Regions from separate parts of the Homo sapiens genome. Here region 1 is linked to region 2. A link is an interaction called in ENCODE POLR2A ChIA-PET data of the cell type or tissue named here. Cell type or tissue: PC-9. All regions are shown on one strand. Each heading gives the region's core, and the rest is flanking DNA. Links, peaks and the distances in the headings are about the cores only.

What was found. ChIA-PET counts read pairs that join two places held together with the same protein. Peaks named below come from ENCODE experiments on the same cell type or tissue, not always from the same donor. Only the 100,000 strongest peaks of a DNase experiment are listed, where the experiment ranks them.
Region 1: POLR2A ChIA-PET joins it to region 2 with 18 read pairs; 2 of 35 experiments call an interaction of 5 or more read pairs at or near these places.

The regions. Positions count from the first base shown.
Region 1 is chr7:135,765,227-135,780,745 of GRCh38, forward strand. It overlaps LOC105375522 (a long non-coding RNA gene), which reads left to right. Exons shown (of 3, transcript XR_001745032.2): 3 at 5,859-5,953. Among named protein-coding and RNA genes, the nearest start is that of FAM180A, 24 kb to the left of the region's middle. In PC-9, for the core only: no CTCF peak of the experiment used is centred there; DNase peaks (open chromatin) are centred at 7,215 and 9,225; H3K27ac peaks cover 2,916 bases.
Region 2 is chr7:135,510,945-135,526,463 of GRCh38, forward strand. No RefSeq gene overlaps it. Among named protein-coding and RNA genes, the nearest start is that of CNOT4, 8.6 kb to the left of the region's middle. RefSeq lists an enhancer at 1-38. In PC-9, for the core only: no CTCF peak of the experiment used is centred there; no DNase peak of the experiment used is centred there.

The DNA of each region.
Region 1 (15,519 bases), core at 2,435-10,434, 250 kb after region 2:
TTTGATAGCATCTTGTTCTGTTGCCCAGGATGAAGTGCAGTGGTGCAATCATGGGTCAGTGAGGCCTCTACCTCCTGAGCTCAAGTGATCCTCCCACCTCAGCCTCCTGAGTAGCTGAAATTATACGCGTGCGCCACCACACCTGGCATTATTTTTGTAGAGACGAGGACTCACCATATTGCCTAGGCTGGTCTCAGGCTCCTGGGCTCAAGTGATCCTCCTGCCTCAGCCTCCCAAAGTGCTGGTATTATAGGTGTGAGCCACCATGCCCAGCCTTCTGCCTTATTTCAAATGGAAGATGCCTGCCCAAGCCTGCTTCTCTCATACCTTTTCTTATCTGTCTGTAGTTTCTCAAAGAGTCAGGAAATCCAATTGCCTTTGAGAAGCCTAGGCAGCCAAGGAAGGAGAGAGAAGTTTCATAGGTCATTGCTGTAAGAAATTTCTTTCTCCTGTTCCCTTTTGTCTTGCTCCAGCAAGAGGAACAGCACCCTCTTTAAGGATTTAAGGACGGAAGGAAATTTGGGTAGATAAAGCCGGCACACACCGTAGCTCGTGTCCTGGGGAGATAATGGCTCTGAACCTGCTAAAATAAATGGTCTGCTTTGTTCTTGAATAATAATCAGTTGGCAGCTTTGTTCTGTCTTCCCAGCAGCTGGATGAGATTTTGATTTCAGAGGAAAAAGAGCGACCTAGGGCTGACCATATTGGACAGAGGGAGAAAGGAAATTTACAACAGCCTCCCGTGTGTGGTGAGAGAGCCCCTTGCTGTAAGGTACTGCCTGCCCCACCCACCACCTGTCATAATGCCTAAAGTTCTGCCATTAAGTCTTAAGGTTAATGACCTTCTTCTTTATTTATTTATTTATTTATATTTATTTTTGAGATGGAGTCTTGCTGTTGCCCAGGCTGGAGTGCAGTGGCACGATCTCAGCTCACTGCAACCTCTGCCTCCTGGGTTCAAGCGATTCTCCTGCCTCAGCTTCCCGAGTAGATGGGATTACAAGCACGTGCCACCACGCTCGACTAATTTTTTTGTATTTTTAGTAGAGACGGGATTTCAACGTGTTAGCCAGGATGGTCTTGATCTCCTGACCTCGTGATCCGCCCACCTTGGCCTCCCATAATGCTGGGATTACAGGCATGAGCCACCATGCCCGGCCCCTGACCTTCTCTTAAAAAATAAAACAAAACAAAACAAAAAACAAATATTCTGGAGAAACACAACATATTAAGTTATTACCCCTTTAGAATAAAATTGTTCGTTGGAGTTTTTCTAACCCCACATTTGGCTGAAAGCAGTCTTGAAGTTATTGGATCCTAGGACAGGTGATTTTTATAGGTGCTGAGTGACCGAGAGGTTGATCACATAGAGAGATAATATAAAGGAAGCCCAGAAATAGAAGGATCTGGATAGTTCAGGAAAATGGAAGAAGTGGGAGACTAGCTGGAGCTACCCATGCAATTTTCCACTGAGAATGAATCATGTTGCCTCTGTCCTCCTAGAAGTTCTCTGAGTCCCAACGTTTTCCCTCTGCTTCATTTGTCCAGCTGACTGAATGTTTCTAATTCAGGTAACAGCACAATTTGGGGCATGATGAAACTAGTTGCAAAATTCTCTAGATCATGGCGTGAATAAAGGTTAGAGGTTCCAGGACCATAGCCTATTGCCAACTGTCCTTGAAATGTGTCCTCTAGGTTTTAAAGGGCAAAGGATGTGTAGCTTTCCCCCTCCATGTGACAAAAGTACCTGATTCAGTGACAATATGGACTTTAGAATCAGAAAACCAGGGGGCAAGCCCTAGTTTCTTTCCTTGTCAAGTGGAATGGCATCAAACAAGCATGATTGTTTCCTGCTCTGCAAGACAGGAGTAAAAATCCTGGTTTGTCTCTTTCATAGGGAGGTCAGGCTGGGCTTTACCCAGTTGTCAATAAGTAGAGTTTGCTGATTGTGACCACAGCTGTGGATGGAGAGCGTCAATTTCCTAATCAAAGGGAAGCCCATTCGGTGGCTCTGCCTCTATCGTCCCTGGTGAGGGCAGTGGTCTCTAAAGCAGCACCTTGAATGTAAGAGCTGCTAATCAAAGAACAAGTGACATAAATTAGTCCAAATGAACAAATGGTGAAGGCCTTCTTATCTCTACTTCAGCTCATCCCAGGACGTGGGATGCTGTGGTCCAGCCAGGATGTTCACAGGGATTATCCATTCTGGGACATCACATTATCACTAAGTGTACCCAAGGGCGTGGGATGGGTACCAGTTAGTCAAAGTTTCATTAAATAAGCCCTTTCTGTGGGAAAGGACATGAGAACTTGGACACCATTGTTTGTCTCTAGCACTGATCTTCCTAGAAACTCTTCTTTGCTACTAGAAAGTATCTTTTCATTTTCTGGTTAAAAAACAACAACAACAACAACAAAAAAAACTACCAGTGTAAAATATCATTGGCTATCTCCAAAATGATCAAATGAAGGTGACTATCTAGATGATTCAGGTAAATTTGGTGGATTTGGGTATCCTATGCATTGATATGGGGGATGTAAATGGACAGAAAAAACGACGGGTAATATTCATTGAAAGCCTCTGTGTGCCAGACCCTGCACGGAGTGGCTACACATATTACTGCATTTAATTCTCATAACAACCCCCTGGGGTAAGTACTATTACACCCACTTTACAGATGAGGAAAGTGAGGTTCAGGGAAGTCAAGGAACATTCCTATGCAGTTAGGAAGTAGCAGGGCTGAGACTGAAAACCAGCAATATTTGATTCCGAAGCTCATCCTCTTAACCCCCACGCAATTATTTACCTCTTTACCTTGTCTTCCTATCTTGTAATTTCCAATCAATCTATCAGGAAACGTATCCCTCTTGCCCTTGAATTACCCGTGTTTTCTTTCTGCTCTTGGGCAACCCTGTGTTAAACTCCAGAGCGAGCCTCTGCCACACTGGAAGGAGATTGGCATTTGGTGTTGAGCTGTGGCCCATGCAGGCTTGTGAGCAGACTGGGCACCCTCTCTGGCAATGACTAAGGGTGCTGCAGATGCCCCTGCAATCCTTAGGGTGGGGACATGGAAGGCAGAGCTTAAAGGGCCAGGGATGAGATGCCCTGTCACCATGAGGCTCTTCCTGAAGCTGGCAGGGGTCCTGCCCCCACAATGTCAGAGCTGTCCCCTGAGCCCCAACTCCACAGGTCATCCAGGGGCAGAGCTGAAGTTTCTCTTCTCACTTTCCCCTTCTTCAAAGTGGGCAAACTGATGTGATACCAAGGGACAAAAGGATGAGGAAATGTATTTTGCCAGTTGTTTCGAAAACCTCAGAATCCAGCCCGTGCCTCCTCAGTGCAAGCCCTCTTGTAGAGGCACTCCTGGCTGCCACTCCTCGTCTTTCTCAAATCAGCACCACATCTCTGGGAGGCCATCCCTGAAGAACCAGGCTGGCTTAAAGTGCCCTCCCTCTGTGCATTCTGCTGTTTGCATGCATTATGAGTGCAAGAATGCCATTAGTGCATTTAGACCAATTTACTTGTCATTCTCTCTCTGCCTAGACTGGATGCTCTCCCGGGGTTGGGAATACCTCAATATTAGCCCTTAACAAATACTTTGTGCATTTTGATGATCTGAGCTAATAAGGTGAACTGAAGAAAAAAATCATTATCCACTTCTAAGGGTGGCGGTGGCTATTGTATTTTGGCTGTTTGTTTTAAATACCCAACTCTTCCACCTTTTAAGCAGAACTGTTCTTCGGAATTTTTAGATGTCTTAGGAAGTTTCCTTGCCTCATTCAGATTACTGGGTCATGATTTAGTGTTCCAGGGAATTCCAGGGGAAAAAAAATCATTTTCCTTCTGTAAACCCTAATGTCCACTGCTCTGATAAAGGATCCCAGCTGTGACAAGGAGATTATTTACTTGAAACTAATGAGCAGAGCTAATTACTGCAGTGGACTTGGGCAGGGACAGAGTGGGACAGAGTGTACCAGAGCAGGCTGCTGGCAACCGTTCCAACCCTCCAGCTGGCAGCTGAGCCAGGAGCCCCCAGACATGTCAGCGCCTTTTGGTCTTCCAATTGCCTGTTCAATAGCAAACAGATTTTAAGATCATGGTTTGGGGCTCAATTGTCTGACAGGAGCCAAGAATGAATTTCTGTGGCTTGTTCTTTTCCTCACTGGTTCCAATTTTTGTAAAATATATAAGAATTAAAGTCTGACTTTTTTGAGGGTGTGGGATTTGGGATCCACCCCTCCCTTCCACAGCTTTATTTCTCACAACTCCTACATGATTCCTCTCCTCGAGAGCAGGAAACCTCTTTCTCACCCCTCACTCACAAATGCCTGGTTCCTAGGGCTGAGGCTTCTCTAGGCGAGAATATTCTCTCTGCCTGGAGTCTGAGCCACGTAAGCTCAAGCTCTCCTGCCAACAAGTTGTGCCACTGACGCTACCTCATGATATTCATGCCTTTATTTGGCATTCTGAGCTGTGTTTGTACCAGATTCCAAATCGCATTATAACCCAGGTAACAAACCTGCCCATGTACCCCCTGAATCTAAAAATAAAAGTTAAAAAAATCTAATTATAATTAACTACATGGGACATCCAAATTCTTTCCTATTGTGGGATTTTGTTAAACTGGGACCTGAGAGGAGGCCATAGTGGTATGAGGTGAAAATGAAGAGTTCATGTTCTATAAAGGGCTGAATTCAGCACCTGGCACCAGTTATGTACCTTTTTTAGACATTTCATTTCAGTACGCCTCTTTAGAGCATAGACTGTGAAGCCCAGTCCTGTTTTCTATGCTGTATGAGACAAACACACACACATGCATTAACCACGATCTGTGCTCTCAAAAGCTCTGCACTACAGTGGGGAGTGGCAAGACACACAGGCATAGAAGGTAGGAGAGTTCTAAGGTGATGCAGGGGCTGCAGGAGAGAGACGGCGTGGAGAGCGGGCCAAGGAGTGCCAGGATTCAGTGAGCAAAGGCCAGCTATGGGTGACGTGAGCTGGAAAAGGCTTAATGAGGAAGAATGGTTGAAAAATATAGGCTCTGTTTTGCCAGAGACTATTGGAGAAGGGACTCTGGGCATGAGAAAGGGTGTGTGGAAGCCCAGAGATGGTTACTATGGCAACAAAGGATGCCAGGACCACTGAGGTGCAGGTTCTGATGGGCATTGGTAAGGTCTGTAGGAGATGAGGGGATGATGGCACCTGGGGATGCATCATTAGGGAAACTCTCAGGGGCCTGAGCAAGGATAACTTCATGAGAAGGGTTAGCAGATGGCCAGCATTTCGACATCTGCGTAAGGAAAACACTGGTTTTCCTTGAAAGTATGGTGTAAGAAGCATCTCCCAGCTTAAGCTAGAAGCAGGCAGAGGAAGGGAGCCTCTGTGTTGGAGAAACATGTGACCAAAGTGTGCCCTGGAAAATGGCAGGCAGCTAAGGTGACAGTGGAAGAAAGAGGTGAAAATGGCCCACAACAAAGGCAAGTTAGCACCAAGAATTGGAGCTTCACAGGACAAACCACAGGGGTTGTTGTGGGAAGCTCTGGCACGAACGAAAGTGGGCACCTAGTTTTTGTTTGTTTGTTTGTATTGAATTAGTAAACACACTCTGCGCTTTGAATCCTTAAGGACAAATAAGGTATTGTCATGGATCTAAGTTCTTGAATTTTTTCAAAAAAACTTAGAGATTCTTATTCCATACAACTGAGTCAAGTGATAGGTCAAAATAAAGGGGAAAAAAGTTGAGGAATCAGTACAAAAATAGGACCCCTATATTTTAAATATTTTAACTTAAGACATCAAATGTACATTTATCTCCTAATATTTTAATATTGAGTCTAGGCTTTTTCTTTGACCACAGGTATGCTGATTTGAGCTCCTTCTCTTCTTTCTTGTATGAGCCACATTCATAATGGATCCAATAATGGCCACAAATAAATCCTTTGCAACTCCTCACAATGAGAGGTGGAGTCCAATTTTTCTTTGCTTGAATCTGGGCTGGCTTTTTTCTTGACCAGTAAAATGCAGTGGGAGTGACATTCTGAAATTTCCGTGGCTGGGGTTGAAACTCTTCTCTGGGTTCCTTGGAATCCTTGCTGAGAACCCTGAATTACCATGCAGGAAGTTTACTACTTGGAGTTCACATGCTTAAAAGGTTACATATTGGTGCCAGCTGATCTCAGCCTCCCAGCCATCCCCATCAAGGCATCAAGGTGCAAGACATGAGTGAGGCCATCCTGGGCCCTCATCCTGGAAGCAGCCTAGCCCATCCACTATCAAATGACCTTTGCTGATACCATATGGAGCAGAAAAATTGAATGGCTGAGCCCTGTGTGAATTCCTAATTCACAAAATGGTGAGATATAATAAAATGGTGGTTTTATTATATTCATATATATTTATTCTTAACATTGGTTTTAAGCTACCAATGTTTAGAATAGTCTGCTATGTTACAGATGCCTGGAACTTTGTTGTAGAGAAGGCTGGGCACATGTTAACAGAGCTGAGAGAGACCTAGAGGTCAGTTATTTCAACTCCCTGATTTGCACATAAGAATTCTGAATATTGTCAGAGGCCTCCAGAAACTGAGCACAAAATGCAGCAATCACATAGAAGGTGCTGGAGCTTCCTTACTTCAGCTTTACCTCCCCTGCCCTTGATGGTGAAGCGTCTCTTGTGTTTACCTTTCCTGGATAACCCCACTGGAAATGTGCCCTAAGCAGAGTAAGATGTATGGATGGTCAACCATGTCATCTTGTCCATGTGAAGTTGTTCCAAAAATCTATTTTTTAGGGACAGTGTCTGTCTGCCTCCCAGGGCCACAGAAGCTCTCTTAGGTCTAGGACTGCATTTTCTGTTTGTCTGGCTTCACTCCTCTTTCCATTCCTTCTAGAGAGCCTACTACAGAGAGGGTCCCTCTACCCCACTGGGGGCAGCATCCCAGCCTAAACAAGGAGATTCTTAGTCTATACACTCGTAGACAATCCTATGACAGGCCCGGTTCCATAAGCCTGTGACCAGTGAAGTCACACAGGGCCCCATACACAAAAGAACCCTGTGCTCAATTTAGTGTTCTGCTGTTGCCGTCTCAAAATTCTTAATACATTTTGAACAAGGAGCCCTGGCTTTTCATTTTGTACTGGGCCCTGAACATTAAGTAGTTGGTCCTGCTGGTGACTCATACTCGTGTGGTGGGACCAGGAGCCTCAGCTATTTCATTAGTTCAGCCTGTACTATCTCACTGGGGACCAGGTGGAGAAGTTGCATCAGCAAGGAAGGACAAACCACATGAAAACTGAATACTGTATTCATGTTTCCCTCTGTCTGACAGATCCCCTCAAAGATCTTAAGAACAGATACTCCCAACCCCTGTATGTAATTAACAATGTGCCCTAATCCTCTGGTAGAATTAACCGGGTGTGAGGGATGCTAGGCTGGGAACGCGGCTGGAGACAGTGTCCTGTAGCTCAGGCCTAAAACAACAGAACCTAGAATGTGCTGAATCCCAGCTCTTCTTCCCTAGGAACCAAGCTGAGGAAGCTCCTTCTCCACCAGCTGGGTTTTTTCTACTCGGGGAGATAGCAGGGGACAGGGAGGAGCAGGGGTGTCAGGCACGCAGAGCTTCTATAATAGGCCAGGGAGGAAATGAAGAGCTAGGACCCCACCTAGAGTCTTGATAGTTTAGGAAGCTCGGCTGGACTGAAGGAGGCCCACAGCCCCTCCTGCAGCAAATGTGAATCCCACTCCTCATAACAAATCATTGCACATGTGCTAATCATTTTTAGCGCCATCCTCCGCCTGCCATTGGCTTGTCCTTTTGCATATCTGCCCCCGTTCAAACACAGCTGTCTCTTTTTTGTCTACCAGCTGTCTCTCAAAAAATCAAAAAGTCTGGGTTGGAGGCCTAGCTAATGTTTCTTTGCTTTTTCTCTATCTCTTTATTGTCTGAGAACCATGATACTCAAAGTGTGGTCCCTGAACCAGCAGCACCAGCATCACCTGGGAAATTGTCAGAAATGCTGATTCTCGAACCTCTTGAATCAGAAACTCTAGGGTGTGGCTGGTAATCTGAATGTCTAACAAGCCCACCAGGTGAGTCTAATGATCACTCCAGTTGGAAAACCACTCTCTTTGAGACATATGACAGCAATAAGGCCCCCTACCAGCCCCCAAAATTTCAGAGTTGACACCTGTGTGATGGATGAGGTCTTATTTTTGAAAAGGAAAGAAATAGTAACTTTTAGGTACAACACCCCTCATCCACGCACACACAAAAGTACACACAAAGTGGAAGAATGCCTGGCTCCTCCCTCCTCCTCTGTTTACCATCTGTTAGCCATGCTTTGAGTTGTTTGAACAAGAGAATCAGTGTCAGAATAAACTTGCTTGTAGGGTGTCTGGAAGGCAGGTGCGGCCTGCCACTTCTAATGCAAGCTGAGAACAAACACGGCATACTGAGCCCAAATCGGCCTTCTGCTGCTAGAGACAGAGGTAGAATTTATGTTTTGCTGGGATGATACCCCCTAATGTGCTGCCTTACCTTGGGGCCTTAATTAGAAGCAGCAGTGGCCCTCGGGCCTGCTGAGCTTCTATTTGATGTGATTGCACAAAAGAGCTGAGATGGAAAACTAGAACTTTTGTTTTTTCACACATTCTAAAAAGCTTTTTCATAAAAGCCCCTTTCTTGTTTCTTGTTTGCTGTCACATGCACCAAGATAATTTAAAAAAGATTTATACAGGGTAAACAATTGGTAAAATCTGTCTTTCCCTTGTTTGTTCTAGTATTATCAGGTTCAATTTATTTTTTCTCTGCCCCACCTCCTCTTCCTCGCAAGGACCCTCCCATCTGCAGCCACCTCCCATTTATTTACCACTGCCTCCCTGTGGGTCCCTTTTCCTTTTCCTTGGGTCTTTCTAGAGCTATCCTAGTGTTTAGTGTTGAAAGCTTGAACGTTTAAAAAAATATTCAATACAAAAGTGAAAAATATCCACCTAAAATGTGGGTGTTTTAATTTCATAATTGCGCCCCTCTGAATTGACCTGATAAATGAAGCTAAAAAGCTGTGGAGATGTAATTGGCTTGCTTTATACCCATAGAAGCAATGGAGGACACACCACAGGCTGTTAGACACCAGCAGTAACCTGTATGAAATGCATAATAAGGAGCAGGAAAGAGATGTGACTATGTTCCTGGATCTACCACGTGTGTTGTGTAAATAAATTCATGATCTCAGCCCAGTGGCGTTCTTGGCTCAAAGCAAGTCCTAATTAACTGTCTACTGTGTGGCACTTCCTGCATAGCAGAGTAGCCTTACCCTTGGTTAACAGGAACCTCATAAGAACTGATGTTTTCTGACATATCAAGGGGGTCTTGCACCTGGACTTGTGGAGCTGTGTTAATCAGAAAGATAACTCTCGTTGTTCTCTGTCTTGACGTCTCTGGGCTTTCAAATTGTGGCTTATTCTTGTTTGTTTTTGAGGCAGAGTCTCACTCTATCCCCAAGGCTGGAGTGCAGTGGCACAATCTCGGCTCACTGCAACCTCTGCCTTCCGGGTACAAGTGATTCTTGTGCTTCAGCCTCCCGAGTAGCTGGGATTACAGGTGCGTGCTACCACGCCCGGCTAATTTTTTTGATTTTTAGTAGAGACAGGGTTTTGCCATGTTGGCCAGGCTGGTCTCGAACTCCTGGCCTCAAGTGATCTGCCCTCCTTGGCCTCCCAAAGTGCTGGGATTACAGGCATGAGCCACTGTACCCAGACTTGTTAGTTTTCAAAATTCACTTAACTTCCTTTAAGCATAAAAGGGAATTTATTGGAAGAGTCCTGGAGTATCACACAAAACCCAAGGCCAAGAACTACAGCCAGAGCTACGTGAAGGCCTGGAACCACGAAGTGAGTGCAAAACCTTCAAAAACCTATTCAAGAGGTTATTTCATCCTCACTTTTCTCTCTCTGACTCTCTCTCGCTTGGTCATCTGGACTCTGCTTCTTTTTCCATATTTGATCCCTGCTGCTTTTTCTCTGTAGATCAGCTTTCGCTTCCTTGGCATGAGCAGCGACAAACATGGTGGCCACAAAATGGTAGACTTTGCTGCCTAGTTTGATGGGGAGACTTGAGGATGTTCCAACACCCAATAGTTGGTGGATAAGCTGAGAAGACTGGGTTAGGAAAGTTGTGACATAGGCTGTGGCCAGGCCAGAGTCATGTGGTACCATTCCTGCTGTGGTTCATTTTAGCAGACAGGGATTTGGCTGTTAAGAAAAATTATCTCAGATTTGGACATAAGGCAAAAGGAGGGCCTTGTTTCTTTCAATGTCATGTTGGAGTGGTGTTTAATCCCTTCAGGGCTCTTTTTTATTTTATTTATTTTTTATTTTTTTGAGACTGCTGTTGCCCAGGCTGGAGTGCAGTGACGTGATCTCGGCTTACTGTAGCCTCCACCTCCTGGGTTCAAGTGATTCTCCTGCCTCAGCCTCCCGAGTAGCTGGGATTACAGGCGCCCACCATCACACCCAGCTAATTTTTTGTATTTTTAGTAGAGATGGGGTTTCTCCATGTTGGGCAGGCTAGTCTCGAACTCCTGACCTCAAGTGATCCGTCTGCCTTGGCCTCCTAAAGTGCTGGGATTACAGGCATGAGTTACCGCCCCCAGTCCCCCTCAGTGTTCTTTAAGTATCCAGGGGAATGTACCTTTATTTGACTCACTTTCAGTCACTTATTAAAGGCCCTGACTCTGTGAAATTACATGCTAACTTGTCGACCTTTGCAGTAGAGATGCAAATAATTTCTTTCTGGTAGGAAAGATAACCAGACATTATGGTTTTAGTTTCTAGCAGCACACAGCACATGAGCCAGTTTTGTATCTGATTTAACAATCTTATTCCAGGCGGGGCACAGTGACTCATGCCTATAATCCCAGCACTTTGGGAGGCCGAGGCAGGCAGATCACTTGCGGTCTGGAGTTCGAGACCAGCCTGGCCAACATGGAGAAACCCCATCTCTACTAAAAATACAAAAATTGGCCAGGCGTGGTGGCATGTGCCTGTAATCCCAGCTACTCGGGAGGCCGAGGCAGGAGAATGGCTGGAACCCGGGAGGCAGAGGTTGCAGTGAGCTGAGATGGCGCCACTGCACTCCAGCGTGGGTAACAGAGGGAGACTCCATCTCAAAAACAGAAAGTGAAAAACGAAAAACAAAAATCAAAAACCTATTAAAAAAAAGGAAAAGATAATCATTAAATTCAGGATAATGGTTAGCTTTGTGGAGGGTGGGAGGGTATAGTGAATGAGAAGGAACACTCAGGGATTTTCTAGGGTACAGGCAATATTCTGTTTCTTGAAATAGTTGATAGTTACTTGAAAGCTCTTTTTTTTTTTTTTTGAGATGGGGTCTCTCACTCTGTTGCCCAGGCTAGAGTGCAGTGACATGATCACAGTTCACTGCAGCCTTGACCTCCCTGGGCTCATGTAATCGTCCCACCTCAGCCTCCTGAGTAACTGGAACTACCAGTGCATACCACCATGCCCGGCTAATTTTTGTATTTTTTGTAGAGACAGGGTTTCGCCATGTTGCTCAGGCTGGTCTTGAACTCATGGGTTCAAGAGATCCACCTTCTTTGGCCTCCCAAAGTGCTAGGATTGAAAGCTCATTTTAAAATAAATCATGGACTATATGTTGTTTTGCATAAAATAAAATACTTTTATTTGTAAAATAATAAAATACTACGTATCTAAATTTGTGAGATGCAACTAGAATGGCATTTGGGGGGAAATTTATAGCCTTAAATGCTTATATTATAAAATAAGAATGGCTAAAAGTCAAGGAACTGAGCATCTAAGATGTTAGTAAGAGAACATTAAAATAACCCAAAGAAAATAGAATAAGGAAAACAATAAAGACTTGAGGAGAAACTAATGAAATAGTAAACAAATATAGGCTAAAATATAAAATAAAAATGATTAATACAAAGAATTAGTTCTTTGATATGAGTAATAACATTAATAAACTTCTGTCAATATTGATAAAGATCTAAAGAGAGAAGACAGAAAGTCAATATTAGGAATAAAAAAAGGAGCAGGTAGCAGATGCAGCAGAGAGTATAACAATCATAAAAGACTACTGTAAACAAATTTATGCCAATAAAGCAGAAACAGGAGAAATAGAAAAATTAACAGGAAAATATTAAAGCTGATTTATTTATTAAAGCTGTTTTAAAATTAAAAGAGAATTTGAATAGTTCCATAATCATTAAATACGTGACTAGTATAACTAATCTTTCCATTAAGAAATTGCCAGCCTAAATAGTTTTAGAAGAAGGTTTTATCAGACTTGAAGAAACAGGTTACTAATATATTACACAAGCCCATGCAGAGAATAGAGTAGAGGAAATGCTTCCCAACTGTGTTGATGAAGCTAGTAAAAAAATTTCCATACCAAAAGCAAATAGGTACAATATGAGAAAGGAAAATTATAGGCTGATCGTACTCAAGAACCTAGATGTGAACATCCTAAACAAAATATTAGCAAACTGAACAAATAATATTTACATATAAAAGACAACCAATCATGACTACACTGGAAAGAGGCTTATCCTAGAAATGGAAGACTGATTCACCACTTGAAATCTGATATACTTGACCATATTCACAAGTCAAATGAAAAAATCCACATGGCCTTCTCTCAAAAAAAGCAGAAAACTGTTCAATAAAATATCAATTTATGAAAAGGACTTTTAGAAAACCAGGAATTAAAAAAACTGAACGTGGTAAAGGACATCTATATACATACAATAACTTATAACAAACACTATACTTAATGATGAAATAGAAAAAACAGGAATAAGACAAGAGTTCCTACAAAAGACCCCAAATAGCCAAAACAATCCTGAGCAAAAAGAGCAAAGCTGGAGGTATCACGCTACCTGACTTCAAAATATACTACAAAGCTCTAGTAATCAAAACAGTGTGGCACTGGCATAAAAACAGACACATAGGCTAATGGAACAGAAAAGAGAATCCAAATATAAATCCATGCATTTACAGCCAACTCATTTTCAACAAAGGCACCAAGAACATGCAGTGGTGAAAGGACAGTCTTTTCAATAAATGTGGCTGGGAAACTGCATGACTATATGCAGAAGAATGACACTAGACCCCTGTCTCTTACCATACCCAAAAATCAAAATGGATTTAAGACTTTAAGACCTGAACCATGGAACCACTAGAAGAATACATTGGAGAAACGCTCCAGGACATTGATCTGGGGAAAGATTTTTGTGTGTGTAAGACATCAAAAGCACAGGCAACCAAAATAAAAAGAGACACTTAGGACTACATCAAGCTACAGTGCTTCTGCACAGAAAAGTAAACAATCAACAAAGTAAAGAGACAACCCAGAGAACATGGGAAAATATTTGCAAACTGTCCATCTGACAAGGGGTTCATAACGAGAACATATGAGGAGCTCAAACAACCCAATTGCCAAAAAAAAAAAAACCCAAATAATCGGATTTTAAAATGGGCAAAAGATCTGAACAGACATTTCTCTAAAGAAGACATACCAATGACCAAACAGGTATGTGAAAAAATGCTCAACATCACTAATCATTGGAGAAATGAAATAAAAACCACGAAGAGATATCATCTCACCCCAGTTAAAATGGCTTTTAGAAAAAAGATGGAATAACAGATACTGGTGAGGATGTGGAGAAAGAGGAACACTGTTGGTAAATATGTAAATTAGTACAGCCACTATGGAAAACTGAATAGAGGTTTCTCAAAAAGCCAAAATTAGAACAACCATCAAATCCACTACTGGGTATATATCCAAAAGAAAGGAAATCAATATATTGAAGAGATATCGGCACTCCCATGTTTATAGCAGCACTATTCATAATAGCCAAGATATGGAATCAACCTAAGTGCCCATTAATGGATGAGTGGATAAAGAAAATGTGGAGATACAAATATATATATACACACACAATGGAATATTATTCAGCCATAACCAAGCATGAAATCCTCTCATTTGCATCAATATGGATGGAACTGGAGGACATTATATTAAGTGAAATAAATCAAGCACAGAAAGACAAATATTGCATGTTCTCACTCATATGCAGGAGCTAAAAAAGTGGATCTCATGAAGATAAAGTATAGATTGGTGGTTACCAGAGGCTGGGAAGAGGAGGGCAGGGAGATAAAATGGGGGGGGAAAAAGAATATTTATTTATTTATTTATTTATTTATAGATGGAGTCTTGCTCTGTTGCCCCAGGCTGGAGTGTAGTGGTGCAATCTTGGCTCACTGCAACCTCCACCTCCCGAGTTCATGAGATTCTTCTGCCTCAGCCTCCCGAGTAGCTGGGATTACAGGCACGTGCCACCACAGCCATCTAATTTTTATATTTTTAGTAGAGACAGGGTTTCACCATGTTGGTCAGGCTGGTCTGGAACTCCTGACCTCAAGTGATCCACCTGCCTCAGACTCTCAAAGTGCTGGGATTACAGGCATGAGCCACCTTGCTCAGCTGAGAATATAAATTTATTACCACTGAACTGTACACTTAAAAATGATAAAGATGATAAATTTCACATGCACATTTTACCTCAATAAAAAAATAAGATTAGAAAGAAGTTAAAAATTTAAAAAAGAAAGTCAAGGGCTTCTGCTTTCACCCTTCTTAATCTATAATAAAGCAAAAAAAAAAAAAAGGTTTACAAGGTACAAGCATTAGAAAAGAAGACACAAAACTTGTTATTCATAGATGATATGATTTTTGCATAGAAATATAGATAATTTGTTAGAGTTAATGAGAGTTTGGCAAGTTTGTCAACTATAAGCCCAATATAAACAAGTCAATTGCATTTTTATACACCAGTAACATTTGGAAAATGTAATTAGACAAACCTATCATTTACAACAGCAATAAAAATGTAAGGTACCTAGGAATCAATCTAATAAAAATGTGTAAAATCTACACCGGTAAACTTGTCCAACTTTATTGAAAGTCTGTAAAGAGGACATAAATAAATGGAGAGTTCACAGTCTTGGAAATTGTGTCCATTTTTCCAACTTTGTGCTCCAGATTTAAAGTATTTCCAATAAAAATACCAACATGGGTTTCATGGTAGTTGGCACGCTGATTCTAACATTTATGTGGAAGAGCAAAGGTCCAAGAATAGCCAACACAGTCTAGAAGAAAAAAGGACACAATGCAGGGATTTGCCTACAAGCTATTAAGTCTCATTATAAAGCAATAGTATTTACGACAGTAGGGTATTAGTGCGAGGATAGACAAAAAGACCATTGGAACAAAATAGAGAGGGAGGTACAGACCTAAGCATATTTGGAAACTGGATAGATGACAAAAAAAGCATTAAGAAAAGTGGGGAAGTGCTAGACTATGTGATAATTATCCACATGGGAAAGAAATGAAACTGCAGTCCTATAGCACTCCAAGCGCAAAAATTAATTCTAGACTGATTAAGGACTCAAAAGGCAAAGGCAAAATACACTTTAAG
Region 2 (15,519 bases), core at 4,710-12,709:
GTCACAAAAGTCAGTCAATGTACTGGTCGCCCCGTTTGCATCCCAGAACTCTGGTGGAAGTGGCGCTCGAAGCAGTAACTTTTGCTTATTGCATGTATTCTTCACCCACTCATACAGCAAATACTCAATGAGCTCCTCCTAGCTGCCGGGTACTCTTCTATATATTGAGAATACAATGGTGAGCAAAATAGAAAAAATTCCCTGTCCCTATTCTAGTGATGTGTTGGGATGAGGAAGAGGAGAGAAGAGGCATTATTTTAAAAATACGTGATTAAAATGCATAGTATGTCATAACCGATTTTAAAAACTTAAAGCAGGGAAGGGGAGTAGGGAAAGAGGTTGCAGTTTTAAATTTACGAACTTAATTTCATAATAAGCCCTCAATTCATTGTTTTTTCTTTTTTTTTTTTTTTGAGACGGAGTCTAGCTCTGTCACCCAGGCTGGAGTGCAGTGGCGCGATCTCGGCTCACTGCGACCTCCGCCTGCCGGATTCAAGTGATTCTCCTGCCTCAGCCTCCCGAGTAGCTGGGATTACAGGCACGTGCCACCACGCCAGGCTAATTTTTATATTTTTAGTAGAGACAGGGTTTCACCATGTTGGTCAGCCTGGTCTCGAACTCCTGACCTCAGGTAATCTGCCTGCCTCGGCCTCCCAAAGTACTGGGATTACAGACGTGAGCCAGGGCACCCGGCCTCATTCTTTTGGTACATTGGTTTTCTGTGTTTCAGTTTCCTCACTATAAACCTAGAGACAACAGTTACTTGGGTAAAAATTAAAATATGTAGTGAAGTCACATTTTACCCAAAGTTTGAAATTATAGAATCATGAAATGATTACCTAGCAAGGAAACTTGGGAAATTATTTGGATTTCCCTTTAGGTAATTAAATGCCTAAACATTCAATATGGTTGACATTTTTATTTAAAAATGTGTTTATTGTTCTTGTATATATTACTGATTCTATAGTAGTATATAAACAAAGTAATGAAAAGAACAAAATAAAAAGAAGCCTTCCCATTATGAAAGATTAGAATCATCACAGTAAAAACTGGAAGGGATCTTAAGCATCACCTAATCCAGTGGCAACCTTATCTTACCCAACATTCCTTTTTTTAATAAATGTTTTTATAATATGCTCTTTGTTAGCCTAAAATGAAATTCATAGGTATATAAACTACCTATATACATGATTTCATCTGAAATCAAAATGATGTGCTATTTATAATATAAATGATATGAAGAAAATATTTTATAATAAAATTGTATTTCAATATATAAATGCTCAGCATGACCATTCTAGAAATACAGTCAAGTCATGGTTTGCTAGCACTTATAAATAAAATATCCAACACTAGGGGGCAATGCCACCCCTGTATTGAGACTGACAGTAAGGAGGTGACAGTTCCTAGGTCACCAATTGTAAGAGTCACTACCATCTCAGGCCAGTACTCCTTTTACTATACTACATTGCCAGTTTTCATATGTTTATGTATGCATATGTGTATATATATACTATCATATAGACTTATGTATGTAACACTTCATTCTCATATAATTTTAAAAGTTAACATTAAATTTGGCCAGGTGTGGTGACTCATGCCTGTAATCCTAGGACTTTGGGAGGCTGGGGCGGGAGAACTGTTTGAGGCTAGAAGTTCAAGGCTAGCCTGGGCAACCTAGGGAGACTCTGTCTCTACAAAGATAAAATTTGAAAAACAGCTGGGTATGGTGGTGCCTGCCTGTGGTTCCAGCTACTTGGGAGGCTCAGGTGGGAGGATCACTTGGGCTTGGAAGTTGAGGCCGCAGTAAGCCATGATCATGTCATTGTCCTCCAGCCTGGGCAACAGAGTGAGACTCTGTCTCAAAACAAAACAAAACAAAACAAAAAACATTCAGTTGTATTACTTTGCTTACCTAATGATTCCTAAGTGTGGAACCTATCTATTCACTTAACAAATCTATTTTGCCTTTAGGCATTGTGCTCAATGCTGGTGGTATAGCAAAACAATGGTCAGCAAAACATGGTCCCTGTCCTCATAGAGCATAATGCCTAGTAGAAAAAGCAGAGATTAAATAATCATATAAATAAATAACTACAAGCATATAAACAGAATTTCATATATATGATTACAATTGGTCATGAGTACTAAGAAGATGTATAAAGGATGTTATGAGAAAGTTTAAGAGGGGAGCCTAATTTAGATTGGTGGGGAGAGGAGGGTAGTCTTTACCAGGTTGAGAGTGGAGAATATGCAGAGACAGGAGGTGGTTAAAAAAAACACTCACCACAGGCTGGGCACGATAGCTCACACCTGTAATCCCAGCACTCTGGGAGGCCAAGGCGGGTGGATCACCTGAGGTCAGGGGTTCAAGACCAACCTGGCCAACATGGTGAAACCCCGTCTCTACTAAAAATACCAAAAAAATTAGCCAAGTGTGGTGGCAGGTGCCTGTAATCCCAGCTACTCAGGAAGCTGAGGCAGGAGAATTGCTTGAACCCAGGAGGTGGAGGTTGCAGTGAGCCAAGATCACGCCACTGCACTCCAGCCTGGACAACAAGACCGAAACTCTGTCTCAAAAAACAAACAAACCTCACCATGGCCAGGCATGGTGACTCATGCCTGTAATCCCAGCACTTTGGGAGGCAGAGGCAAGCTGACTTGAGCCGAGGAGTTCGAGACCAGCCTAGGCAACCTGCCAAACCTGCCAAAACCAGCCTAGGCAACCTGCCAAAACCCACCAAAAATACAAAAAATAAGCCGGGCGTGGTGGCACACATCTATTGTCCCAACTACTCAGGGGGGCTGAGGTGGGAGGATCGCTTGAGCCTGGGAGGTTGGGGCTGCAGTGAGCCAAGATTGTGCCACTGCACTCCAGCCTGGGTGACAGAGTGAGACCTCATCTCAAAACAAAAACAAAAACAAAACAAAAAAAGCCTCACCAGAAGGTGTATATGGACTATGGTGAGTAAGGGGAAGGGTGGCATGAGGTGAATTTAGAGAAAGGCAAGGGCCAGGCCGGGCATAGTGGCTCATGCCTGTAATCCCAACACTTTGGGAGGCCAAGGTGGGTGGATTGTTTGAGGTCAGGAGTTCAAGACCAGCCTGGCCAACATGGTGAAAGCTGGTATCTACTAAAAATACAAAAATTGCTGGGCACAGTGGCTCACGCCTGTAATCCCAGCATTTTGGGAGGCCAAGGTGGGCGGATCACGAGGTCAGGAGATCGAGACCATCCTGGCTAATACGGTGAAACCCCATCTCTACTAAAAAAAAAAACATAAAAAATTAGCCAGACATGGTGGTGGGCGCCTGTAGTCCCAGCTACTAGGGAGGCTGAGGCAGGAGAATGGCATGAACCCAGGAGGCGGAGCTTGCAGTGAGCTGAGATTGTGCCATTGCACTCTAGCCTGGGCAACAGAGCAAGACTCTGTCTCAAATAAAAAAAAAAAATTAGCCAGACATGGTGGTGCACGCCTGTAGTCCCCGCTGCTTGGAAGGCTGAGGCACAAGAATCGCTTAAGCCCAGAAGGTGGAGGTTGCAGTAGTCGAGAACACGCCCCTGCACTCCAGCCTGGGCAACAGAGTGAGACTCTGTCTCAAAAATAAATAAATAAATAAATATAAAGAAAGGCAAGGGCCAGATTATCCAGGCCCTTGTAGATAGGAAACACAGCTCTTATATCACAGGAAAAGGAAAGCCTATGGAGGAAAGAGTCATGATCTGACTGACTTCTTGAAAAGACAATGCCACCCAATGTCCATCAATGGGAAAGTTATAAATTTAATTTCAGTGCTTCCATTTTCTGGAATATTACGTGGCTATATGAAAAAAAGAAAGGGAAAGAATGACATATTGACCTGGAGGAATGCCCATGATATGTTTATCAGGTAAAGAATAAATAAATACATTATAACGTAATATATTGTGTAATGTAATACATTTTTTAGAAATGAAAAGAACCAGTGCAAAATAATACAAATAGATTTCTATATAATCACAGAAAAAAGAATAGAAGGATTCATTACACATCAAACATTTAGTGTGTGTTGGTTACCTGGGAGGATTGTAATTAGATAGGCATAGAGGGAAAGCATAATATTTGCTTTATAAATTAACCAGGCTTAGTGGCCCATGGCTGTAGTCCCAGCTACTTGGGAGGCTGAGGTGGGAGGATCCTTTGAGCCTAGGAGGTCGACCCAGCAATTCTGCAGTGAGCTGTGATCGTGGGCAACAGAGACCCTGTCTCAAAACAAAATGGAAAAAGCAAAAACAAAAGCTTTTCTTCAACCTGAGGAAGTTGATTTTTAAAAAAGAAAAAAAACATTTTCTTTATAAATTGCTTCATTGGTTTTTTTGCATATGAATTCGTTTTATACATTTTTAAAAAATAGATCACTCAGCTTTGTGGAGAATGGATTGGAGAAAGGCAAAAATGAAAATGGAACAACTAATGAAGAGAATATTTCAGTCATCCAGATGGTAGTTCTGAATGTGGTGGTAGCAGTAAAGATAGGGGGAAAAAAAGGTGATGAATTCAAGATATATTTTTTTGGAGTTGAAATAATAGGACTTGGTGATGTACTGCACATGAAGTTCTCATCAATGACTCTCAGATTTTCGGGCTTCAATGGCCTTGTAGATAGTGGCTCCTTTAGTAAAAGGAGAATGGCGAATATTGAAATAGCATCTGTAGAAAGCAGAGCAACTTTATCAGAAAAACAGCAGGATTTCAGGGAAATAATGGCTTCTCATTTGAGACTCGTGAATTTAAAAATCATAGTGATTATGTCTTCCCCAACTTAGTGATTTTTCTTAATAATGTTTATTTGCTTGGTTTCTGCCAAAGAAACTACGTACAGTTGGGTTTATCTAGGCTGGAGGAGGACAATAAAAACAAGAGAGGGTTAAGGGGCAACCAGAATTATAGATTGTTTCCCATTTTTTAAGCCTTTTAAAATTATTAATATATAGATTTTAATTTTAATTTTTTTTGAGACAGCGTCTCACTGTGTCACACAGGCTGGAATGCAATATAGTACAATCTCAGCTCACTGCAACCTCTACCTCCTGGGCTCAAGCAATCCTCCCGCCTCAGCCTCCTGAGTAGGTGGGACTACAGGTGCACACCACCACATCTGGCTAATTTTTGTATTTTTTGGTAGAGACAGGGTTTCCCCATGATGCCCAGGCTGTTCTCAAACCCCTGGCCCAAGTGATGCACCCACTTCTGCCTCTCAAAGTGGTGTAATTACAGTCATGAGCCACTGCATCTGACCTAGATTTTTTGTCTTGGAGGTGGGAGTCTCACTATACTATCCAGGCTGTTCTCAAACTCCTTGCCTTAAGTGATCCTTCTGCCTCAGCCTCCAGAGTCGCTAGAACTGCAGGCATGAACCACCACACCCAGCTAGATATTTTAAATAAATAACATCATTTTCAAGTTACATTCTTGGGATATATTCTCAAATATAGACTTGCTAGGCCAAGCTTGTCCAACCTGCAGCCCACAGGCCACATGGGGTCCAGGATAGCTTTGAATGTGGCCCCACACAAATTCATAAACTTTCTTAAAACATTATGAGATTTTTTTTTGTGATATTTTTGTTTCAGCTATCCTTTGTGTTAGTATATGTTATGTGTGTCCCAAGACAATTATTCTTCTTCTAATGTGGCCCAGGGAAGCCAAAAGATTGGACACCCCTGTACTAGGCCAAAGGAAATGATCAGTTTCATGACCCTTGTTATGGCTAGATTGCTTTAATATTAATGCATTCTAAAGCCACTTTATTCGTGGGACTTTTTTTTTTTTTTCCAAAAACCCATTAATTTTGTGGGTTTTTTTCTGTTATTTAGTTAGTTTTAATCACTTACTTAGTATTTGAGTGTTAAATATTGGGTATATGGTGGTAAACAAAACACTAAACTCAGAGATCTTAGGGTTGAAAAGGAGAGACAGACCACAAGTAAAATAATAAGCAAATTACTTATACTGTCAAAGTATTAGGAAGGACAAAGAACAGAATGATAAGAGAAATATCAGGAAGGGATTTACTTTAGATTGGAAAGCCTCTCTGAAGAGATGACTTAATCTGAGATTAAAAGGATTTGAAGAGATTATCCATTTAATGAATGGCCTATGCCAAGACCCGAAGCAGGAAGAAGTTGAGCATATTCCAGGAATGGAAAGTTAGCCTGTGAAGTTGGGTCAGAGAACACAAAGGCAGAGTGGTAGGAGATGAGGTTAAGGAAGGAAGTAAAATCCAGATTATGCAGGGCTTTACATGAAGTTTGGATAAGAGACAATTGAATGATTTGAAGCTGGAGAGTGACACGACTCAATTTATCTTTTCAAAAGACCACTGGGGCTGTCATGTGGCAAGTAGATCAGAGATAGGCGGTGAATGGAGAAGTGGAGAGACCAGTGAGGACACTACTGCAGAAGTGCAGCCTGGAGATAATGCATGGCTTGGACCAGGGCAGGGCTGGGACTAGGTTAGGGGAGTAAGGCAGCGTTTGCCTTGGGCACAACATTTTAAAAATTTTTATTTATTTTATTTTTTATTATTATTATTTAGAGACAGGGTCTTGCCTAGGCTGGAGTGCGGTAGCATGATCATAGCACGCTGTAACTAAGATCTTGAACTCCTGGGCTCAAGGAATCCTCCCACCACAGCCTCCCAACTGCAGGCATGCAGCACCACCATGCCCGACTAAGTTTTTTATGTTTTATAGAGATGAGGTCTCACTATGTTGCCCAGGCTGGTCTCAGACTCCTGGCCTCAAGCAGTCCTCCCTCCTCAGCCTCCCAAAGTTCTGGGATTTCAGGCATGAGCTACCGTGCCTGGCCCTAGGGTATAAAATTTAAGCAAACATTTAAAAACTCAGTAATTAAGGTCAATAATGTTTAGATAAAACATTTTAAAAAGTCAAAGTTAATGCAAAAAATCCATGATGAACAAAATATTAAAATATAAGATAAAGACAAAATCCAAGGCTGGGCATGATGGATCACGCCTAGAATCCCAGCACTTTGGGAGGCCGAGGCAGGTGGATCAGTTGAGCTCAGGAGTTCGAGACCAGCCTGGGCAACATGATGAAACCCCATCTCTACAAAAATTATAAAAAATTAGCCAGGCATGGGCATGGTGGCGGACACCTGTAGTCCCAGCTACTTGGGAGGCTGAGGCAGGAGAATGGCGTGAACCCTGGCAGTGAGCTGAGACCACGCCACTGCACTCCAGCCTGGGTGACAGAGCGAGACTCCATCTCAAAAAAAAAAAAAAAAATTAGCCAGGCATAACACTTAATAGAATTGTTTGATTTATTTATGAATGTATGTATTTATTTATTTAGAGACAGGGTCTCGCTGTGTCACCCAGGTTGGAGTGCAGTGGTGCGATCTCGGCTCACTGCAGCCTCTGCTCTGCCTCCTACGTTCAAGCGATTCTTGTGCCTCAGCCTCCTGAGTAGCTGGAATTACAGGCGCATGCCACCACACCCAGCTAATTTTAGTATTTTTAGTAAAGAAGGGGTTTCACCATGTTGGCCAGGCTGCTCTCGAACTCCTGACCTCAAGTGATCCGCCCACCTCGGCCTGTCTAAGTGCTGGAATTACAGATGTGAGCCAACACATCCAGCCACTTCATAGCAGAATTTTAAAAGCATTTGCTTTAAAACATGACAAGGATACTCACTACTATCATGATTACTATTTAACATCATACTAGAGGGGCTAGCCAATGCAAAAAGACATAAAAAAGAAATAAGACATATATAAACTAGAAAGAAAGAAAAAACTCACTATATTCAGTTATAATGATTGTCAGTATGGAAAATATATGAATAAATAACAAAAACTAAAAGCAATTCAGTTCATAATATAAACATACAAAAACCAGCAGTATTCCTATATATCAGCCACAAGAATACAAAACCATATGAAAAATGCACATGACTAAATAGTAAGACTTGTTAAAACTTGGTAAGGAGTGTTTACAGAGTCATTGGGATTTGTGGCTTCCAGTAATAAAGAGCATGCAAGGTGATTCTGACCAAACTTCTCTCTTATTATGCGAAGGGGGCAGAAGAACACACACCACAAATGCTGCATAGTGTAAATGTAAAATAAGATTTAGTGGGGAAAAAATACTGGCAGAGATGCAGCAAAGCATTATTCCCTATTATCCCACAGAGACACAACTTCCATAAATAGGCTAGGTATACTCCCCTCCCAAAAAAGGGGCGATTCCAGGTGATAGACTGCACTCCTGTGATGTTTTACCTACTTACTGAGAATGGGAAATAGGGAGTAGGCAATTATATAACAATGAGAACTTCCTGGTTGGGAATAACCTTGTTAGAAAGGAGCAGCTCCTGGAGTTCAGATTCTGATAATATTCCTTTTCTCAGACCTGCTGAAGCAGGTTCTTGCTAGGCTACTTGTCTGATTAGCTATTGCCACAAAAGTGCTGTGTAATAACTACCCCCAAGATATAATGGCTTAAAGCATAGTCAGTTATTTTCTCCAACTGCAGGTCAGCTGAGGGTCAATGGATCTAAGCTAGGTTCATCTCAGCAACTCTGCTTCAAGCTGTAAGTCCAGCTGGGATTGGCTCCTCTCTGTGGGTTAGGCTCAGGATTGCTTTCATCTCTGTTCATTCTGGGGCCCAAGGTCAAGAGGCAGCAGCTTCCTGAGGAAAGCTCTTCTCATGGCAATGGCAGAGGTGCAGAAAGGCAAGCCCAAATATGCAAACTTTTTTTTTTTTTTTTTTTCCTGAGATGGAGTTTCGCTCTGCCGCACAGGCTGGAGTGCAGTGGCATGATCTCGGCTCACTGCAACCTCTGCCTCCCGGGTTCAAGCGATTCTCCTGCCTCGGCCTCTGAAGTAGCTGGGACTACAGGCACTTGCCACTATGTCTGGCTAATTTTTGTATTTTTAGTAGAGATGGGGTTTCACCATACTGGCCGGGCTGGTCTCAAACTCCTGAGCTCAAGCCATCCACCTGCCTTGGTCTCCCAAAAGTGCTGGAATTACAGGCATGAGCCACCGCGCCCAGCCTTGCAAACATATTTTAAGCCTCTCTTTACACCACATTTGGTAACATTTCAGTAGTCAAGGCATGTTACCTGGCCAAGTTCAACATTATAATAATTGGGAAATAGAGTCCTCTCCTGGAGGGTGAGAGAAATGAGTGAATATTTACTGAACACTAATTAATGTACCACAGTAATGAAAAAGAAACGAATGAATTTCCAGTACCATCCAGATTTGTCTTCACTTTCTGGCTCTTGAAGGTCATTAAAGATAAGTCCTTTATCCTTTCATTAAAGATAACTAACAAGAGATTTGATAAATACCAGAAGCATTTGCTAAAAAGCATAAAAGACATAAAAATAGCCAGGCGCGGTGGCTCAGGCCTGTAATCCCAGCACTTTGGGAGGCCGAGGCGGGCGGATCACGAGGTCAGGAGATCGAGACCATCCTGGCTAACACGGTGAAACCCCCATCTCTACTAAAAGTACAAAAATTTAGCCTGGCATGGTGGCGGGCGCCTATAGTCCCAGCTAATCGGGAGGCTGAGGCCGGAGAATGGCATGAACCCAGGAGGTGGAGCTTGCAGTGAGCTGAGATCGGGCCACTGCACTCCAGCCTGGATGCCAGTGCAAGATACCATCTCAAAAAAAGAAAGAAAGAAAGAAAAAAAAAAGACATAAAAATATAGTCAACCTTGAAATGAGAAAAAGTTGGAGCTTAAGTAAGTGAATTGAAGCTATTTCCATTCAAGGGGCATTTGGTCATCCAAAAAAGGCATCTGAGAGACAAGGCTGCCTTCTGCCAATTGCCGAAGGTAAAGAATCCTCTGGCAGCCAAAGATAAAGATCTCCCTCCTTGTTAAATATTATCTTTAAATATACTACTGCTTTTACCCAGGGGCCATTTGCTAGTCTAAGGGGAGCAGCTGAAAATGAGTAGCTTCATGGAACCTGAGGCTAGAGGAACAGGAGTTGGAGGTCAACACATGCTGAAGGTGGGGGCTCTCTGCCCTTGACTGGGACCCTGAAATGCCCTACTTAAGAAAGTAAGGGGGCTGGGCGCAGTGACTCATGCCTGTAATCCCAGCACTTTGGGAGGCCAAGGCAGGTGGATCACTGGAGCTCAGGAGTTCCAGACCAGCCTGGGCAACATAGAGAGGCCCTGTCTCAAAAAAAAAAAAAAAAGATTTTAGCTGAGCACCCTGGCACACCTATAGTCCCAGCTGCTCAGGAGGCTGAGGCAGGAGGATCATTGATTGTCCAGAAGTTCAAAGCTGCAGTGAGCTATGATCATGCCTGGGTGACAGAGTGAGACCCTGTCTCTAAAAAAAGAAAAAAGAAAGTAAGGGTAGGTCCTCAGGCAATGCAGGAAATTCAAAAACAAAAAAATAAAAAGGAAGGATAGAAACTCAACTTTGGAGAGTAATCTTGGTAACTGGCATTGCAGCATTGCCTTGGACTACTAGCACCATCGGGTTCTTGGTAGAAGGAAACAAAAATGCCCTGGAGGAAGCCTATATTATCCTAGCTTTTAAAGTATACCTGAAAGAAATTTTTAAAATAAAATGTCAGCTGGGCACAGTGGCTCATGCCTTTAATCCCAGCACTTTGGGAGGCCAAGGCAAGAAAACCACTTGAGCCCAGGAGTTCAAGATCAGTCTAGGCAACATCGTGAAACCCTGTCTCTTTAAGAAAAATACAAAAATTGGGCTGGGTACGGTGGCTCAAGCCTGTAATTCCAGCACTTTGGGAGGCCAAGGCGGATGGATCACGATGTCAGGAGTTCAAAACCAGCCTGGCCAAGATGGTGAAACCCCGTCTCTACTAAAAAAAAAACTACAAAAATTAGCCAGGCGCGGTGGCTAACCCCAGCTACTCGGGAGGCTGAGGCAGAATAATCGCTTGAACCCGGGCGGCAGAGGTTGCAGGGAGCCGAGATTGCGCCACTGCACTCCAGCCTGGGTGAGAGAGAGAGACTCTGTCTCAAAAAAAAAAAAGAAAGAAAAATACAAAAATTAGCCAGGCATAGTGGCGTGCACCTGTAGTCCCAGTTACCTGGAAGGCTAAGGTGGGAGGATCACCTGAGCCCAGGAGGTTGAGGCTACAGTGAACTGTGATTGTTCCACTGTACCCCACCCTGTCTCAAAAAAAAAAAAAAAAAAAAGTCCAAGAAGCAATAAATTATGGAATATACCTGAAGTCAAGACAGTGCAAATCAGGCCTAACAAAACAAACAAAAACACAACAGAAAGCAAAATCCACAGAGACACTAAATATTAGAATTACTAGAGAAAAGTTGTAAAACAATTACATTTTCTCTTTTAGTGTAAACAAAAGATTAACTTTAAAAATCTCTGCAAGGAACTAGAAACTATTAAAAGTGACATTACAGAGTTAAAAAGGATCCAACTAGAAGTTTAAAACTGATAAAGGTAATCACCAAAATTAAGAACTGAGGCTGGGCGTGGTGGCTGAAGTCTGTAATCTCAGCACTTTGGGAGGCCAAGTAGGTGGATCACTTGAGGTCAGGAGTTTGAGACTCGCCTGGCCAACATGGTAAAACTCCAGCTCTACTAAAAATACAAAAATTAGCTCGGCGTCGTGGCAGGCACCTGTAATCCCAGCTACTCAGGAGGCTGAGGCAGTAAAATCACTTGAATCAGGAGGCAGAAGTTGTAGTCAGCCGAGATTGCACCACTGCACTCCAGCCTGGGTGATTGAGCAAAATTCCATCTAAAAAAATATAAAAAAAGGAACTCAGTGTATGGCTTTAACAGATGATTATGCAGAGCTGAAAAGAAAATTAGTGAACTAGATGGTAGAAGATTTATTCGTAGTAAAACTCATAGAGATAAAATGAAGTAAAATACAAAATAGAGAAGAGATATATATGATACAAAGAAATGGTCTAGTATAATTAGTATCCCTGAAGAGAAGAGAGAGAAAATGGAGTTAAGGCAGTATTTGGAGATAATGGCTGTGAATTTCCCAGAACTGATGAGGGACCTCAATTCATTGATTCAAGATGCCCAGTGATTCCCAAAAAGGTAAAAGAAAGGAAAGAAAGCTATGTGTGTTCATTCTGGGGCCCAGACTGAAGGGGCAGCAGTGCTTACTATAGTCGGCATATATTGAGTCTAACTTAATCCAATCTGATGGTGACTGTCTTTTATTTTGTTATTTTCTAATTTTTAAAAAGTTTGTATAGGGACAAGGTCCTGCTATGTTTTCCAGGCTGGTCTCAAACTCCTGAGCTCAAGTGATCCTCCTGCCTTAGCTTCCTAATATACTAGGATTACAGGTTCGAGCCACCACACTCAGCCTGATCACTATCTTTTAATTGAGCTGTTTGAACCATTTACACTTAATATAATTATTAATATGGTTGGATTTAAATCTACCATATTGCTAGTTGTTTTCTATTTGTCTCATGCTTTTTTGGTCCTTTTTTCCTACTTTCTTTTGTATTGGGTATATTTTATTCTATTTTATCTCCACTATTGGCTTATTAGTTATAGCTCTTTTAAAATTATTTTAGGTCAGGCATGGTGGCTCACACCTGTAATCCTAGCACCTTTGGAGGCCAAGGTGGGAGGATCACTTGAGCCCAGGAATTTGAGATCAGCCTGGGCAACATGGCGAGACCCTAGCTCTAAAAAAAATAAAAACCATAGCCAAGCTTGGTGGCACACACTTGCAGTCCCAGCCACTCAAGAGACTAAGAGACTGAGGCAGGAGGATCACTTGAGCCCAGAAGGTAGAATCTGTAGTGAGCCATGTTCTCACCACTGCACTCCAGCCTAGGTGACAGAGCAAGACCCTATCTCAAAAAAAAAAAAAAATTTTAGTGGGTGCCCTAGAGTTTACATCTTTAATACATTTTTAATACATCACAGCCTACCTTCAAATAATATTGTACCTTTTCACATATAATAATCTTACAACAACGTATTTTAAATTCCTTCTTTCCCATCTTCATACTATTTTTGTCATATATTTTACTTTTACACAAGTTATAAAGCTCCAATATATTGTTACTATTTTGCTTTAGACATCAATTATCTCTTTTTTTTTAGACAGTCTCACACTATTGCCCGGGCTGGAGTGCAATGGCACAATCTCGGCTCACTGCAATCTCTGCCTCCCGGGTTCAAGCAATTCTCCTGCCTCAGCCTCCCGAGTAGCTGGGATTACAGGCACCCGCCACCGTGCCTGGCTGATTTTTTGTATTTTTTAGCAGAGACGGGGTTTCACTATGTTGGCCAGGCTGGTCTCCAACTCCTGACCTTGTGATCCACCCACCTCGGCCTCCCAAAGTGCTGGGATTATAGGCGTGAGCCGCCATACCTGGCCTGATTATCTCTTTAAAATAAGAAAAAACATGTATTTTACAGTTACCTTTGTGTTATCTTCGTACGTTTAGCTCTTATTTGTTTATATGGATATATAAATGTTAGGTATCATACTTCAGCTCAAATAACTTCCATATTTCTTGTAATTTGCCAGGTGCAGATTACAAATTAGCCAGGTGTGGTGGCTCATACCTGTAATCCCTACTCAAGAGACTGAGGCAGGAGAGAATTGCTTGAGGCCAGGAGTTTGAGTTATGATTGCACCACTGCACTCCAGCCAGGGAGACAGAATGAGACTCTATCTCTTAAAAAGCTCAAATGTGGCTGGGCGTGGTGGCTCACGCCTGTAATCCCAGCACTTTGGGAGGCCGAGGCGGGTGGATCACGAGGTCAGGAGATTGAGACCATCCTGGCTAACGTGGTGAAACCCGTCTCTACTAAAAATACAAAAAAATTAGTGGGGCGTGGTGGCGGGCACCTGTAGTCCCAGCTACTCGGGAGACTGAGGCAGGAGAATGGTGTGAACCTGGGAGGCGGAGCTTGCAGTGAGCCGAGATCATGCCACTGCACTCCAGCCTGGGGCGACAGAGTGGGACTCTGTCTCAAAAAAAAAAAAAAAAAAAAAGCTCAAATGTAAATTTAAAAAAAAATTTCTTGTAATGCAGGTCTTCTGTCAATTCTCTCAGCTTTTGTTAGCTTGAAAAAGGCTTTACTTTGACATAATTTTTGAAAGATGTTTTCCCTGTGTATGAATTCAGAGTTAACAGTTTGAATATCATGTTAGCCATGGAGGTGCACCACTCGTATGTCCCTCAAAGAGAACCTGCTGCAGAGAGCACAGTTGACAGATAATCCCAGATGCTTCATCTTTGAATCTACCACACCATTCAGCTACATAAAGCACTGGAAAAACCACTGAAGGCACAGCTTAAGCACCAGCTTAGAGACAGTACACCATAAGAGTAGGATGCCATCCTTCCAGATGCAGTATAAATATTAAATCAGAGTCGATGTGGCATAGTGTCCTCACTAAAAATATGTGGGTCCAGGAAATGAGGGTGAAAGCAGGAGCGGCCCCATTTCCCTCACTCCCAATGACCTACTGGGGATTTTGTGCTTCTGTGATGCTGGGCTCTAGAGGGTTATAGGTCCTAGTACCCAAAAAGGCCACTTGCTTGCCAGAGGAAATAGCAAGGGTACCATTGAACTATAAGCTACTGCTGCCACCTGTGCACTTTGAACCCCTTATGACCAGGGACCAACAGATAAGAAGAGTTACCATATCAGTGCAGCCACAGTGGTTCACGCCTGTAATCCCAGAACTTTGGGAGGCCGAGGCGGGCAGATCACTTGAGGTCAGGAGTTCAAGACCAGATCAGCCTGGCAAAAATGGTGAAACCCCATCTCTCTATAATACAAAAATTAGCCAGACATGGTGGTGGACATCTGTAATCCCAGCTACTTAGGAGGCTGAGGCAGGAGAATCGTTTGAACCCGGGAGGCGGACATTGCAGTGAGCCCAGATGGCACCACTGCACTCCAGCCTAGGCTACAAGAACAAAACTCCATCTCAAAAAAAAAAAAAAAAAAAGGCCAGGCACGGTGGCTCATGCCTATAATCCCAGCACTTTGGGAGACTGAGGCGGGCAGATCACGAGGTCAGTAGTTTGAGACCAGCCTGACCAATACGGTGAAACCCCGCCTCTATTAAAAAATACGAAAAAAAGAAAATTATCTGGGTGTGGTGGTGCGCACCTGTAGTCCCAGCTACTCAGGGAGCTGAGGCAGGAGAATCGCTGGAACCTGGGAGGTGGAGGTTGCAGTGAGCCAAGATCACACCACTGCACTCCAGCCTGGGTGACAGAGCAAGACTCAGTCTCAAAAAAAAAAAAAAAAGAAGAGTTACCATCTCAGCAGGGATAATTGACCTGATCATCAGGGGGATGTGGGCTACTTTTACACAAGGGGCATGGGAGTATACATGTGGAACACTTGGGCATCATCTTGATGCTTCCTTGCCCAATTTTAATTGAGAGTGGGCACATGCAGCAGTCCTGGCCTGAAGAGGTGATAGTTATAAAGCACTCAAATGCCTCTGTAATTAAGGTTTTAATTACACCTTCTGGAGAG